Linked DNA regions of Homo sapiens: region 2 is linked to region 1. Evidence: chromatin contacts called from ENCODE Hi-C or POLR2A ChIA-PET data. All regions are on one chromosome and are shown on one strand. The core of a region is the stretch at or near the end of the contact, and the rest is flanking DNA. Distances in the headings are between cores, read along the strand shown.

Region 1 (7,040 bases), core at 4,375-6,874:
CGCAGCTGCTGCGCGTCTGGGGCGCCCCCCGCAACTCTGATCCGGCTCTGGGCCTGGACGACGACCCCGACGCGCCTGCAGCGCAGCTCGCTCGCGCTCTGCTCCGCGCCCGCCTTGACCCTGCCGCCCTAGCAGCCCAGCTTGTCCCCGCGCCCGTCCCCGCCGCGGCGCTCCGACCCCGGCCCCCGGTCTACGACGACGGCCCCGCGGGCCCGGATGCTGAGGAGGCAGGCGACGAGACACCCGACGTGGACCCCGAGCTGTTGAGGTGCCCGGCAGGGGGTGGGGAGGGGTCGGGCGCCTGCGTCCGGAGAGGACGAGGGCGAGGAACTGGGAAGCCTGCTTACCCCGTGGAGTGCGAACCCCTAAGTCCTGGGGCCTAAGAGGGAGTGAGGTCCTGGATCCAGGGAGTCCAGGCAAGGATGCCTGGCTGACTCAGTGGGGGAAGTGGACCCCAGGTCCTGGGAAGGGGAGAGGGAGGCGGGGAAGCCACAGTTTTCTGGGATGAAAGGCGATGACGGCTGTCTACTGAAAGCAGTGGGCTGAGGACGCCTTCTTGGGGAGGGAACCGTGTCCCCAGGCAGTATGTGGTTGTGGATCCTGCGTTCTGGGCCCCGAGCGTGGGGCGGGGGAACGCCCCACCGCGGACACCGCCTCACTGCTTTGCGCTCGGCCCTGCAGGTACTTGCTGGGACGGATTCTTGCGGGAAGCGCGGACTCCGAGGGGGTGGCAGCCCCGCGCCGCCTCCGCCGTGCCGCCGACCACGATGTGGGCTCTGAGCTGCCCCCTGAGGGCGTGCTGGGGGCGCTGCTGCGTGTGAAACGCCTAGAGACCCCGGCGCCCCAGGTGCCTGCACGCCGCCTCTTGCCACCCTGAGCACTGCCCGGATCCCGTGCACCCTGGGACCCAGAAGTGCCCCCGCCATCCCGCCACCAGGACTGCTCCCCGCCAGCACGTCCAGAGCAACTTACCCCGGCCAGCCAGCCCTCTCACCCGAGGATCCCTACCCCCTGGCCCCACAATAAACATGATCTGAAGCAGCTCTGTGCTTGTCTGTGTGAGTGGCAGTTTCTAGGGGCTGGTGGTTCCCCGCGGTGGTGGTTGCCCTTAGACCAGGAGAGAGGAGACTCTACCCTGGGTCCTGCACTTTAGAGCAATCACCTGCTCAGTCTATGTCTCTCCTAGGGGTGGAGGGGAAGACATCCACATGGACAATCGCGGATCTTGTGTCCCCCTTTTAGGCCTCACTTGGGTATGGGGATCCCAGGCTTTGAGGCCACTTTCAGGGCCTGCACCATCATCTTCCAAGGGACCATCCTCCTGAGGGCCAAGGGGTGGCTTTGTGGGGCACGTGAGTAGAGCTTGAGGTGCTGGCTGGGATGTCGCAGGCACACATGAACACCTCCTGATGTGGGGAAGAGAAAAGGAGAGAGCGGAGAGAAAGGGAGAGGGCACTGAGGGTCGGGAGGCCCCAGTACAGGCACACTCTTTGGCAGACAGGCACATTCTGGCAGGGAACTCTGAGAAGGCTGAGAAATTGGAGCCTGGGTATCCAGGTCACTAATAAAGTGTATTTGCCAAAGTAGGATAGGGTGTATTTCATTTACTTTGTAAAGCTTGATTCGTAATGTCTGAACGTTTACATATTTAGTTATGTAGTGTAGAGGCCTACCTGTACTCTTGCTCCAGGCCCTGGATATACTGAGGGTTGCTGTGGTGGCAGCTGATTTGTGGCCATGGTCTTTGCACTGGCTAGTCCCTCTGCCTCTGGATATCTTCAGGTTTTTGTCCAGATGTCACCTACTCTCAAGAAGGCTTTCCTGGACCTGTCACCCTATTCCTTCACCTGCCTTTAACACGTAGCCTTTATCACTATCTAGCCTGATGCCATATCTATAAGGGCAAGGATTTTTAAGTGTCTTGTTTGCCTCTACCTCCCTTATATATAAAGCGGAGCCTAGCACACAGTGGGCTCCCCCTGAATTTCTTGAATGAAAGAATTCTCACAACTCAAGTAACATTCTACCCAGTCTCACTCCCACCCACACAACACTCGGCATGGAGGCAGCTTTGAAACCCAAAACACCATTTATTTAATTTTGCACAAAATCTTTCAACTTGACATAACAAAAGCAACATTAGGCACTCCCATGTTACCAAAAAGCCCCTCACCAAGTGAAAACAAGAGAGATGTCCATCTTTCCCTAGTATACCTGATGTGTCCCTCAAAGCTAGTTGCCTCAGGGGTCTCATGTCAAATGAACAATCACCCTGGCCTGGGGAAAGGTCTACATTTCTTGGCCAAGACCTTCAGGCCACAGAGCAGCCACAGTGGCAGGTGGCCTTCTGGTGCCGGGTCTTCTCCCTACAGGACCTTGCCATGGGCTCCTTCGCCATGGCCTCCTGGACCCTCTGGATCTCATGGACCAGCAGGGAAAAGGCCTCCTCCACGCCTTGCCGTGTTTTGGCCGAGGTCTCCACGAAGTGGGCCCCCCAGCTGTGTGCGAGGGCTGCAGCAGCGGCATGAGCATCTCCAGCAGTGGTCACAAGGTCACACTTGTTGCCCACGAGGACAAGGGGCTGGGCGGGGTGAGGGCCCCAGGTGGCCCATATCTGCTGCAGCTGGATCAGAGACGAGGGGTCATCGAGAGCGAAGACGCCCAGCACACCATCACAGACAGCCAGGCACTGGTCACGCAGGGCCCTATGGATGGCCTGCCCTGCTGTGTCCAGCACATTCAGAATGCAGTCCCCACTGTCCAGGGTCAACTCCTTCCAGTAGGAATCCTGGATGGTGGGGTCGTGGTCCTCCACGAAGCACTGGTGGTTCAGCTGGATGGTCAGCGCACTCTTGCCCACGCCACTGGCGCCCACCACCACAGCCTTGTACTCAGGCAGCTGCCTGCCAACATCCCTGCGGCGTGCCTGAGCCCGGTGGGTTTCCCCCTGGAAGGAAGGGCTCCATGTGGCCAGGCCCAGGTCGAAGGTGCCAGGCTTTGTTGGCAGCTCCATGACCCCAGCAGGCAGCTCAGGGAAGAGACGTGGGCAGCAGGCTCTGCAAGTGGGAAGAGAAGAAGCAAGACAACAGGGGATACGTTAGGGGAGACCATTTGAGGGCAAGGAGACAGTGGGGTGTCATTATTTCAACATTTATTGAATGCCTATTGTGTGCTGATCACCTTCCAATTTGCATGCTATATATATATGATTTATGTTGTTTTCTCCCTGTCCCACGTCCCCCCATCTCTCCTTCCCTCCTCACGCGAATCAACAACTGTGAAGGCTGGATTTCCCAAACAGCTTTATTGAGATGTAATTTACATCCCATCAAGTTCAGCCAGCTAGTGTCCAATTTAACGGGTTTTAGCATATTCACGAAGTTGTGCAACTATCACCATAAGTAAATTTTAGAACATTTTCCTCACCCAGAAAAGAATCCCCATGCCCATTAGCAGTTCCTCCCCATGACAGAGGGAGGGCAGGATTTTGCCGGTTTTGGTCACCATTGAACCCTAGCCCAGCACAGTGCCTGCCAGACAGTAGGGACCCAACATTCCCACCCCCAGAAGGTTTATGTTCTAAAAGGCAGAGGCAGATAATATAATAAACCAAATAAATATGTAAATCACGTGGTCTGTTAGCCATTATCATTAGAATGTAGTCTTTATTAATTATTCAACATACATTTATTGGGAACCTACTGTGTGGCAAGGACATGGAGTTGGGCAATAAATAGACAACAAACTGTAGCCCTCATGAAGGTTATATTCTGGTCGGGGTGAGAGACAACAAACTAGGTTAAAAAGGGGGCGGGGCACAATGGCTCACGCCTGTAATCCCAGCACTTTGGAGGCCGAGTCGGGTGGATCACCTGAGGTCAGGAGTTCGAGACCAGCCTGCCCAACATTGCGAAACCCTGTCTCTAATAAAAACACAAAAAAATTAGCCAGGAGTGGTGGTGGACGCCTGTAATCCCAGCTACTCGGGAGGCTGAGGCAGAAGAATCGCTTGAACCCGGGAGGCGGAGGTTGCAGTGAGCTGAGATCACACCACTTGCACTCCAGCCTGGGAGATAAGAGCAAAACTCCGTCTCAAAAAAAAAAAAAAAAAAAAAGTGAACTATATGTCAGTAGCGGGTGATAAGCATGCAGAAGGTGCTCAGTTCATGCCAGGCTTTTAAATTATAATTTAATCTCCATTCATTAATTCAAGAATCTTCCTTCGTGCCAGGCATTGTGATATGGCAGTTAACAAAACAGACCCCAGTCCCTGCCCTTGTGAGGATTGGATTCTGGCAGAGAGAAAGAGACAGTAACAAGATAAGGAACAAGGAAGTTGCATGTTCGAAGAGGATGGGCACACGGCAGGTGGTCAATTAGTGTTAGTTATTAGCAGCACATCCCCATTCACTCAGTGAATGCCCCTCGGTGTCCTTGGGCTCAGGAAGTGCCCTGCTTAGTGCATCCTAATGGCTGTTGCCACGACTCCCCTCCGAAAGCCTGGCGCAGCGGCAGTTTGGGGGCGGATGGTGGCTTCGAGGTTTGGTGGAGCTGGAGATCCGGAGGTCGGAGTCGGGGCAAGGTCCCAAATGGGGATGCGGCCGCGGCGTCCTCAGCTCTGAGGGATCCCTGGGAATAGTCACTGGCGGCGTTGGCCCAGAAGGAGCGGGGGCGGGATAAAGAGAGCAGGAAGCGGAGGACGGAGCTTGGGGGTCCCCGACGGTTGGGGACAGGAAGAAGACCTGGAGGACTGCGGGGAGGGGCGAGGCGGCGGCGCACGTGGAGGGAGAGGTCGGCTTCTGGGGGTCCTGTAGGGGTGCCCGGCCATCTTTAGGGATGGGTCAGAAGGCAGAGGCGGGGTCGAGGCTGCCTCTTAAGTCGGGGTCTGAGCGGCTGGAGTCTGGGGGCGCCGACGGTGAGGAAGGAAAAGCCCGGGGCCTGGCCGAGTGGCGGAGCGCAGCTTCCACCCCAGGTGCCTGGCGGGACGGGGCCACACTCGCCCAGTCCCCGCGACGCGCAGGGAGGCCGCGGCCCTGGTCCCCAAGGCTCCGCTCCCGGGAGGAGCCCGAGGCGCAGAGGCACGTGCCGAGGGCACTGGCCCGGGGCCTCAGCCCGCGGGAGGCGCCGGAGATTGGGGGCTCGGTCCTCTCAAGTGGCGCGGAGCCCCCGGCGGGTCCCCGTGGCCGCGCGCTCAGAGCCGCTGGGACCAGGTTGGGGGGCTTCGCCCAGCTCACCAAGGCTGGCGCGCTAAGGGGCCGGGACCTGGGGTTAGGGCGGCCTCGCCAGGTCGTGCTTTCCCGGACGAGGCCGGGTGAGGTGCAAAGCTCGGAGTGCGGAAGGGTCCCCGAAACCAGGACTCCACTTCGGGCTCGGTGTGAGCAGCGTCGCCCGGGCATCCTGTCAAGACCCATCCCGACTCCGGGTGAGGCGGCCCCGCTTCCAGCCAAGCGCCGACACCCCTCCCGGCCGGCCGAGTGAGGGGCCGCTCGCCCGGGAGAAGGCTTGGCGCTTGGGGGACGATCCCCCAAAGCCGGCGCGGGGATACCCCCAGGCCTGGCAGGGCCAGGGGCACCGGCGCCTCGCTCACCTGTGTCCGTGGGGAGGCGGGCGCGCTGGGACGCTCTGACAGGCCTGGCGGGGGGCGACGCTGCTCCCCGGGGCACCCCGGCGGCGGTTGGGGGAGTGGACATGCGCAGCCGCCCTCCCTCGGCTCCTCAGGCCGCCCACCCCCCTGCGCCGCGCCCCTGCCCCTGCCACTGCCCCGCCCCTGCCCGTGCCATTGCCCCGGGGGAGCAAGGGGTCGTGCCCCCCCAGGCGGCTTGCGCACAGGCACGTGGGTGCCACAGCGGCCTCTAGGGGTGCACGGACGGCGGCCAAACCTCCCCGTGTGTCCCCTGTGGCGCCTCTCCCTTGCTTTCCTGTTGGTGGTGTGTGTGTGTGGGAGAGTTGGGTGTTAGATTTTGACCAGGATGGCCTGACTTTGGGAACGGTTTTGTGGGAAGCTCTTTCAGGCCACAGAGCCTGTGCTGCCTCAACTCGGTTTTTTGGTAGCTCTGGAGAAAAGACAGTGACAGAGGAGGGGTCATTCTGTCAGGGAAGAAAGACCCTGATTGGAGGCGGCTGCCTGTCAAACTACACATTTCCCAGGCTCCCTTGCAGCTATGGCAACCACATGCACAGTCCTGATCAATGAGAGGGCAGCAGAGGTGGGGCATCCAGAGGGCTCTTAAAACAGGGCAGCCCCTGGCCCGGGAGTGGTGGCTCACACCCATAATCCCAGCACTTTGGGAGACCAAGGCCAGCGGATCACCAGGTCAGGAGTTTGAGACCAGCCTGCCCAATATGGCAAAACCCCGTCTCTACTAAAAATACAAAAATTAGCCAGGTGTGGTGGTAGGCACCTGTAATCCCAGCTACTCAGGAGGTTGAGGAAGGAGAATCACTTGAACCTGGGAGGCAGAGGCTGCAATGAGCCGAGATCGTGCCACTGCACTCCAGCCTGGGTGACAAGAGCAAGACTCCATCTCAAAAAACAAAACAAAACAAGAACGGGGCAGCCCCGGCCCTTCCCCATCCCTCCTCTTCTTGACTCAGTAAGGCTGTGGTGGTCAGCTTGGGATCATAAGGTGGCCATGAAGAAAAGTCCTGGAAACCTCAGATCCAACTCCCTTGAGCTGCCAAAGCAATTCTCACCACGTGGGAGAAATTCAGCTCTCAGACTGTCCTCCAATTTCCCACCTGTGGTCAATGGCAGGCACCCCTTCTGCCAAGAAGCTACCATGACCACCACATTCAAGTTAAACCTGGACCTCCCACCATCCCCAGTCAGGCCAATGAGACAGTGGGGAAACAGGCCTGGTAAGGATACTTCCTGCTAGTTTTCTTGCCTTCTCAGCCTAGGGTGTGGGTGTGGCTGGGACTGGCTGTGAGGCTCCTATTTATAAGGCAAGCACCCATTTTCTCATGGATTCTACCATTTTATATCCCGTGGAGCCAGTCAAGATGGCTGCTCTATTTTCAGTTAGTTTTTTGGGGGCAAT
Region 2 (7,398 bases), core at 3,064-5,563, 120 kb before region 1:
TTTCTGTCTGTATCAAATTTCCCTCTGTCTCTCTTTTATAAGGACACTTGTGATTGCATTTAGGTCCTACCTGATACTCTAAGATAACCCCCCATCTCCAGATTTAATAATGTAAGTTAATTACATCTGCAAACACTTTTTTTCTTTTCTCTTCTCTTTTTTTTTTTTTTTTTGAGGTGGAATCTCACTCTGTCACCCAGGCGCAGTCTCGGCTCACCGCAACCTCCGCCTCCTGGGTTCAAGCTATTCTCCTGCCTCACCCTCCTGAGTAGCTGGGATTGCAGGCGCCCACCACCACACCTGGCTAATTTTTGTATTTTTAGTAGAGATGGGGTTTTGCCATGTTGGCCAGGCTGGTTTCAAACTCCTGACCTTAGTTGATCCACCCGCCTCGGCCTCCCAAAGTGCTGGGATTACAGGCATGAGCCACTGTGCCCGGGCTTTTCTTTTCTTTTCAGACAGTGCTGGCCTCTGTCACCCAGGCTGGAGTGCAGTGGCGTAATCTTGGCTCACTGCACCCTCCACTTCCTGGACTCAAGTGATCCTCCAGCCTCAGCCTCCTGAGTAGCTGGGACCACAGGTGCGAGCCACCATGCCCGGTTAATTTTTGGTGTTTATTTATTTGTTTTTGAGATGGAGTCTCGCTGTGTCACCCAGGCTGGAGTGCAGTGGTGCTATCTCGGCTCACTGCAACCTTCGCCTCCCAGGTTCCAGCGATTCTCCTGCCTCAGCCTCCTGAGTAGTTGGGATTACAGGCGCCTGCTACCATGACCAGCTAATTTTTGTATTTTTAGTAGAGATAGGGTTTCACCATGTTGGCCAGGCTGGTCTCGAACTCCTGACCTCAGGTGATCCACCCGCCTCGGCCTCCCAGAGTGCCGCGATTACAGGCGTGAATCACCGTACCTGGCCTGTATTTTTTGTAGAGATGAGATTTCACCATGTTGCCCAGGCTAGTCTTGAACTCTTGAGCTCAAAGCGATCTGCCTGCCTTAGCCTCCCAAAGTGCTGGGATTGCAGGCATGAGCCACGACGCCTGGCCCTACCTTTTTCATTATAAGGTAACATTTACAAGTTCCAGGGGGGTTAGGGTTTGATATCTTTGCGTGGCTATTAATCAGCCTACTAGAGAGGCTTTTTTCCCTCCTGGGGAAGGGAAGGGAACTCATTAAGTGGTCTCTTACTGGGCAAAGCCCTGTAATATTTGAGTCTGCCCAGCATCCCTATTATTGGGAGGCTTGGTATCCCCATTCACAGATTGGAAAACTGTGGCTCAGAGCAGTTCATCATCACATGGCTAATAATTGGTGGAGCTAGATTGGAACCTAAGTCAGTTGGGTTCCACAGCCTGCTCCAACTTCACTTGGGCCCTTAGACCACTAGGTTACAGAATCTTGCCTCAGCTCCTGGGATCCTCTGGTGTTAGGGAGCTTTACTCAGCCTTTTTGTGGAGGCTCAAAGATATGGAGGGATTTTCCCATAGGCTCAGCGATGAGTTTGCAAGGTTCACAATCTCCTCAGGCCAGGGCATTGTTGGAGCTTAAACTTATCTATGGCTGAGCTATCCCCTACCCCCCACCCCTACTAGCCCTTCCTGAGCAACATTTTCTCCCCAAAAGGAGAAAGAGAAGGGCCAGAGCCCAAACTCCTCAGGCTGCTGATGACAAAGCCAGTGGGTGGCTAGCAGTCCAGCCTCTAGATCCAAGCCTGGATGCCAGTTTGACTGCCCCAGGACCCAAACCCTGCAGTGCGAGGGGCCTATTCAGGTCTCTTTCATGTTTAGAGACAAACCAGGATATTCTGTGGATGGGCTGCAAGGTATGTCCTCCATGCTGTGGCTCGTGGGGGCCTTCCCTGTTGCCTCTACACTAGGCTTTGCTGGTATCCAAACTCCAGCTCCTTTCTCTTTCTGCCTTTGTTTTTTTGTTTTTTGTTTTGTTTTTGTTTTTGTTTTTGAGACATAGTCTTGCTCTGTTGCCCAGGCTGGCTGGGGTGCAATGGTGCCATCTCGGCTCACTGCAACCTCCACCTCCCGAGTTCAAGCGATTCTCCTGTCTCAGCCTCCCAAGTAACTGGGATTACAGGCACACGCCACCACGCCCTGCTAATTTTTTGTATTTTCAGTAGAGACAAGGCTTCGCCATGTCGGCCAGGCTGGTCTTAAACTCCTAACCTCAGATGATCCTTCCGCCTTGGCCTCCCAAAGTGCTGGGATTACAGGCGTGAGCCACCGTGTCTGGCCTCCTTTCTGCCTTTGTAAAGTGAGGGTAATGTTTCCTGCCACCTGGGCTGTGGTCAGGAAAATTAAACGAGGTCACCCTTTGCATCTGGCATGGGGCAGGTATTCAGTTAATATGAGTTCATCTTTCTTCCTGGTCCTCCCTGCTTACCTGCCTAGTACTACCCAGAACTTTAGCTCTACTGAATTCATTGCTGGGCTCCAGGCATTCCTGGTACTTCGTGGCAGAAGTGACTTCATTTCTCATCCAGTTAACAAGCATTTTTGGAGGTCTTGGTGTTTTAATCCTTTGGTCAGGTGGCACCTCCTCTCAGGTGCTAGCCTTAATGACTGTGTTTCTTTTTTTCTTTTTTTTTTTTTTCCTTGAGACAGAGTTTTGCTCTTATTGCCCAGGCTGGAGTGCAATGGTGCGATCTTGGCTCACCACAACCTCCGCCTCCCGGGTTCAAGCGATTCTCCTGCCTCAGCCTCCCGAGTAGCTGGGATTACAGGCATGCACCACCACACCTGGCTAATTTTGTATTTTTCAGTAGAGACGGGGTTTCTCCATGTTGGTCAGGCTGGTCTCAAACTCCCGACCTCAGGTGATCCGCCCACCTCAGCCTCCCAAAGTTCTGGGATTACAGGTGTGAACCACCGTGCCTGGCCCAATGACTGTGTTTCTTTTCTTTTCTTCTTTTTTTTGAGACAGAGTCTCACTCTGTCGCCTAGGCTAGAATACAGTGGTATGATCCCGGCTCACTGCAACTTCTGTCTCCCAGGTTCAAGCGATTCTTCTCCCTCAGCCTCCTGATTTAGCTGGGATTACAGGCATGCACCACCATGCCCAGTTAATTTTTTTTTGTATTTTTTAGTAGAAACAAGGTTTTACCATGTTGGCCAGGCTGGTCTTGAACTCTTGATCTCAAGTGATCCACCTGCCTCGGCCTCCCAAAGTGCTGGGATTACAGGCGAGAGCCACTTCGCCCAGCCTCTTTCTGTTTCACAACACCTGGCATTTACATTTTTCACAGCCTTGTTCATACCTTGTGGTGGTTACCTGTTTCCCTACCCCTCTGCTAAGTAGTTTGTGAGCTTATCAAGAGTGGAGACTAAGTCTGATTCATTTCACTGTCCTCACTGCCCAGCCCAGTATCTTACTTAGTAGCTACCTGGTAAGTCTTTCTTGAATGGATAAGTAGGAGCCCCTCTCCTGTTTGATCTCCTTTTCTCCTCTCTTTTTCCCCTCTCTCCAAAGCCAGGAAGTCGCTGTGTTCCCTTCTTTTTAAGAACCTATTCTTGTGTCAGGTTTGGGACTATAGTTGTGGTTGCACCATCCCTGCTGGAGACCCCTGGCTGGGGCAGGCCCATGACTCTGGGAGATGGCTGACCATGTGTGGCCAGGATGGACTTGGGCATAACTGGCTGGAGTGTGTTAATCCACAGGCTTGGGGGCAAGGAGGGACACCTGGACCACTGGAATGTTGTGCACAAACAGGAGTCCTTGTGCTGCGCATGGAAGCTCATTAAGGGCTTCCAGGTGTCTTTGTCATCTCTAGAAATCCAGCCACATTTTCCTGGGGTGTGGGCCCTGATGATGGGACTGGCTGGGTATTCCCTTGTCACCTCTTCCTCCCCTCCTGTCCCGCTACTCACCTGGGACTTTCTGAGGGTCTCTCAGTTGTGCATAATCTCTGTGCTGATCTCCTCCCCTTCTGTGATTGGCGACAACTTCCCCTAGTATATGGTACGTTATTTACAAAGCTTCTTTAGGTCCTGAAACTCCTCACAGCTCTGTCCGGTAGATCAACATATCCCCCATTCTATAGGAAACTGAGAGTGATAACAGACAGCAAGTGTGTGGCAAAGCTGGGGTTGGAACCCAGAGCTCTTGCGTTCCAAACCTTGTGCTTACAACTTTGCCAGAGATGCTTCTCCTCTGGCTTTCTTAGGGGATGGGTTCCACCCCTTGCTTGAGCTGGGGAAAAATGGCCTTACGGATAGGTGGGCCCCTATGTCTGGTCTCTAATACCCCAGATCCTATAAATCCCTGGGCAGGCCTGTGTCCACAAGGAGCAGGCTTGGGATCCTGTAGTTTGCAGCCTTGTTGCTAGGTCAGGCTGGCTGCTTCTGGTAGCCAGCAGAGGGCGTGAGGGGCCCAGGAAAGGTCTGCTGCTTCTGGTTGGTTTTGTTTTGAAATGAAAATTATGTTTTAAGAGGTTATATGGTCATTATTTTTTTAATTAAAAAATAGGCATTTGTACAGGTTCATTTAAGTTGAACCTTCGTGGTGCCAGGTGTGCTTTGGAATTTAGGAAAAAAACAATTTATAAAACTTACCTGGTGTGTATACTTTGTGTTACATAACACCTCCAGCAGGGTCTGAGGCAGCACCTCATAATCAAACACCTGAATGTTTTCTGCATTGAAATATTTGAATATTTACCCCAAGTGGGATAAATAGATTCTTGTCAGTTCTGGTCAGGTTATGATGCCAAATGAATTAGATAAAGACTTTTGGGCCGGGCACAGTGGCTCATGTCTGTAATCCCAGCACTTTGGGAGGCCGAGGTGGGTGGATCACGAGATCAGGAGATCGAGACCATCCTGGCTAACATGGTGAAACCCCGTCTCTACTAAAAATACAAAAAATTAGCCAGGCATGGTGGCAGGCGCCTGTAGTCCCAGCTAGTCGGGAGGCTGAGGCAGGAGAATGGCATGAACCCGGGAGGCAGAGCTTGCAGTGAGCCGAGATAGTGCCACTGCACTCCGGCCTGGGCAAAAGAGTGAGACTGCATCTCAAAAAAAAAAAAAAAAAAAAAAGACTTGATTTTCAAAGCTTTTTGGGTTTAGTGTAACTTTATAAAAGGGAAAGTGCAATAAAATCGCTGATAACACCAGGACTTAGGGATATTTTGCTGTCTAGCCTTCCCAATTTTGTGTACGTGTGTTTGTATACATACATATGTATATATGTGTAGATATCTGTTAAATGTGTTCAGTCACAGATGAGAACATTGTTTGCACACTTTTGCCTTCTAGAGTATATCTCTTTTTTTTTTTTTTGAGACAGAGTTTCGCTCTTGTTGCCCAGGCTGGAACGCAATGGGGTGATCTTAGCTCACCGCAACCTCTTACCTCCTGGGTTCGAACGATTCTCCTGCCTAAGCCTCCCATGTAGCTGGGATTACAGGCATGCACCACCACGCCTGACTACTTTTGTATTTTTATTAGAGACGGGGTTTCTCCATGTTGGTCAGGCTGGTCTCGAACTCCCGACCTCAGGTGATCCACCCACCTTGGCCTCCCAAAGTGCTGGGATTACAGGTGTGAGCCACCATGCCCGGCCTACAGCATATCTTGGAATCCTCTAGCCCTTTGTCAGGTTCAGGATCTAGGCTCTTGCTAGTTACCCCCTCTTCACCACCTTTCCTAGATGAAACTCCTTGAGGTAGAGCCACATTCTCCACCCAGGCACTTGCTGGGTCTGAGTCTCTGGCTGCCTGAGGCAGTGTGGCTCCCTGGGCCAGGCCCTGCAAGGTCAACAGAAGCCATAAGGCATATGGGGCCACTGTTCTCAGGGCACCTAGGACCCTTTTGGAAGTAAGTCTTAGTTTCACTCAGCAACTAATTCCCTAAAAGAGTCTCCTACTTCACATGCATGGAGTGGTCAAACAGGGCTGAGAACTTTACCTTGGCCAGCGTCCTCTCTGTCAATGATCTAGGCCTCTCGGGAGCTTGAGGTCGGGGCCCTGGGGAGGGAGTACAGGTTTTCCCTGTTGCTGACCCCCACCTCTTCCCTCCAGCAGGAGCATTGGTTTGAAAAGGCCCTACGAGACAAGAAGGGCTTCATCATCAAGCAGATGAAGGAGGATGGCGCCTGTCTCTTCCGGGCTGTAGGTGAGTCTCTGCCTTAGTCCTTAAGGGCCTAGGGCTGCCCCTAAGCTGTGTCCCAGTTATCAGGAATAGCCCCTGAGACAGGGTTGAGGCAGAGCTAGCTAATCTTTTAGGGACTCTAGGCTCCAGCCTCAAGTTGGTATCTGACCTCTAGCCGTGGGTCTTGAGACATTGTAGTGGTGCAAGATTAATATGCATAATAACAGCAAGAAGAATGATAAAGAAAATAATATCCTTTGGGACACATTGTCAGGTGCTACAGGAAACCTCTTTGATTCCCCTCTAAGCTAGGTGAGTGTAGGGACTACTGTTGCTTCCATTTGTCAGATGAGAAAAGTGGCTCAGAGATGGTGGGTGACTTGTCTGGAGTGAAATAATAAGTGGTAGAGTTGGGATTCAGTGTCTGGGTTAGATTAGTCTGAGGCCCATGCTCTTAACCATAGCATACTGCTGCCACCCTGGGCTGTATGACCCCTAGGTTTATACCCAGATCCCATCTCTGGTGTGTTGCGGGTCTCTGTTCCTCAATCTGTGTGTATGGGGGCTATCAGACTAGATCTTTACAAATTTCTTATATCATAGAATTTTTTTTCAACTTATATAAAAGTAGAGAGAATGATGAACCCTCATGTACCCATCATCCAGCTTCAAAATAGTCAATACGTGGCCAGCCTTGTTTCATCACTATCCCGCCCACTCTTTCTCACTCCCCTGAAAGAAGAGTATTTTTAAAGCAAAACCCCGACATTGGATCATTTCATTCATAAATATTTCTGTATGTTTCTCTGACAGATACAGACTTACTCTCTTCTTTTTAACATAATCAAAATGCCATTACTGCACCTAACAGAATTAATAATGCCTTAATACCATCTGTTATCCAGTCTGAGTTAGATCTTTGAGGCCATTTTGGCTCTGAATCTGTGACCCAACAAGTAGTTGTGAGGTCCTGTGCTAGGGTGAAGGGGAAGCTGGGAATGTGACCTGATCCTCCCTGTGGTTCTCTGATATCTACCAAGGAAAAGTGCCCTCTGATAGGAGCTTTGAGCTGGGAGTCAGAAGACCTACCTTCTAGTTCTGGCCCTGACTCATAACTGCTGTGACACTTGGCCTTGGTCTTCCCGTCTGTGAAATGGTGTTGATTCTCAATGCCTCTTTGAGTTCCTTCTTGGTCTGCTATTCTCTCCGTCTGTGGGTACCCCCCATGTCTACTGGTGGGCTGGGGTGTTTTAGGCTCCATCCCTGGCTGCACAACTGATTCTTGGTATGACCTTAGGCAAGCA

What was found. Hi-C counts contacts between places; a loop is a spot of excess contacts on that map. ChIA-PET counts read pairs that join two places held with the same protein, here RNA polymerase II (POLR2A). Pooled maps may share reads with other maps.
Region 2: a pooled map shows a loop between it and region 1 (3-fold over the local background). The contact joins the enhancer-like site here to the promoter of ERAS in region 1. A Hi-C loop is called at or near these places in 6 of 50 pooled maps. POLR2A ChIA-PET finds 5 or more read pairs at or near these places in 7 of 52 experiments (H1, HEK293, HEK293T and 4 more).

What each region holds. Positions count from the first base shown.
Region 1 is chrX:48,825,097-48,832,136 of GRCh38, reverse strand. It overlaps ERAS (ES cell expressed Ras), which reads right to left and starts at 5,624. Exons shown (of 2, transcript NM_181532.3): 1 at 5,588-5,624; 2 at 2,268-3,056. The coding sequence starts at 3,013. The coding sequence ends at 2,312. It overlaps PCSK1N (proprotein convertase subtilisin/kexin type 1 inhibitor), which reads left to right. Exons shown (of 3, transcript NM_013271.5): 2 at 1-268; 3 at 682-1,041. The coding sequence ends at 877. RefSeq lists an enhancer at 705-1,205 and a silencer at 5,757-5,806.
Region 2 is chrX:48,942,910-48,950,307 of GRCh38, reverse strand. It overlaps OTUD5 (OTU deubiquitinase 5), which reads left to right. Exons shown (of 9, transcript NM_001136157.2): 2 at 6,025-6,118. Among named protein-coding and RNA genes, the nearest start is that of OTUD5, 11 kb to the left of the region's middle. Within about 2 kb of position 4,313, at least 2 of the 41 ENCODE cell types and tissues checked have a DNase peak (open chromatin) inside an H3K27ac peak, as active enhancers do.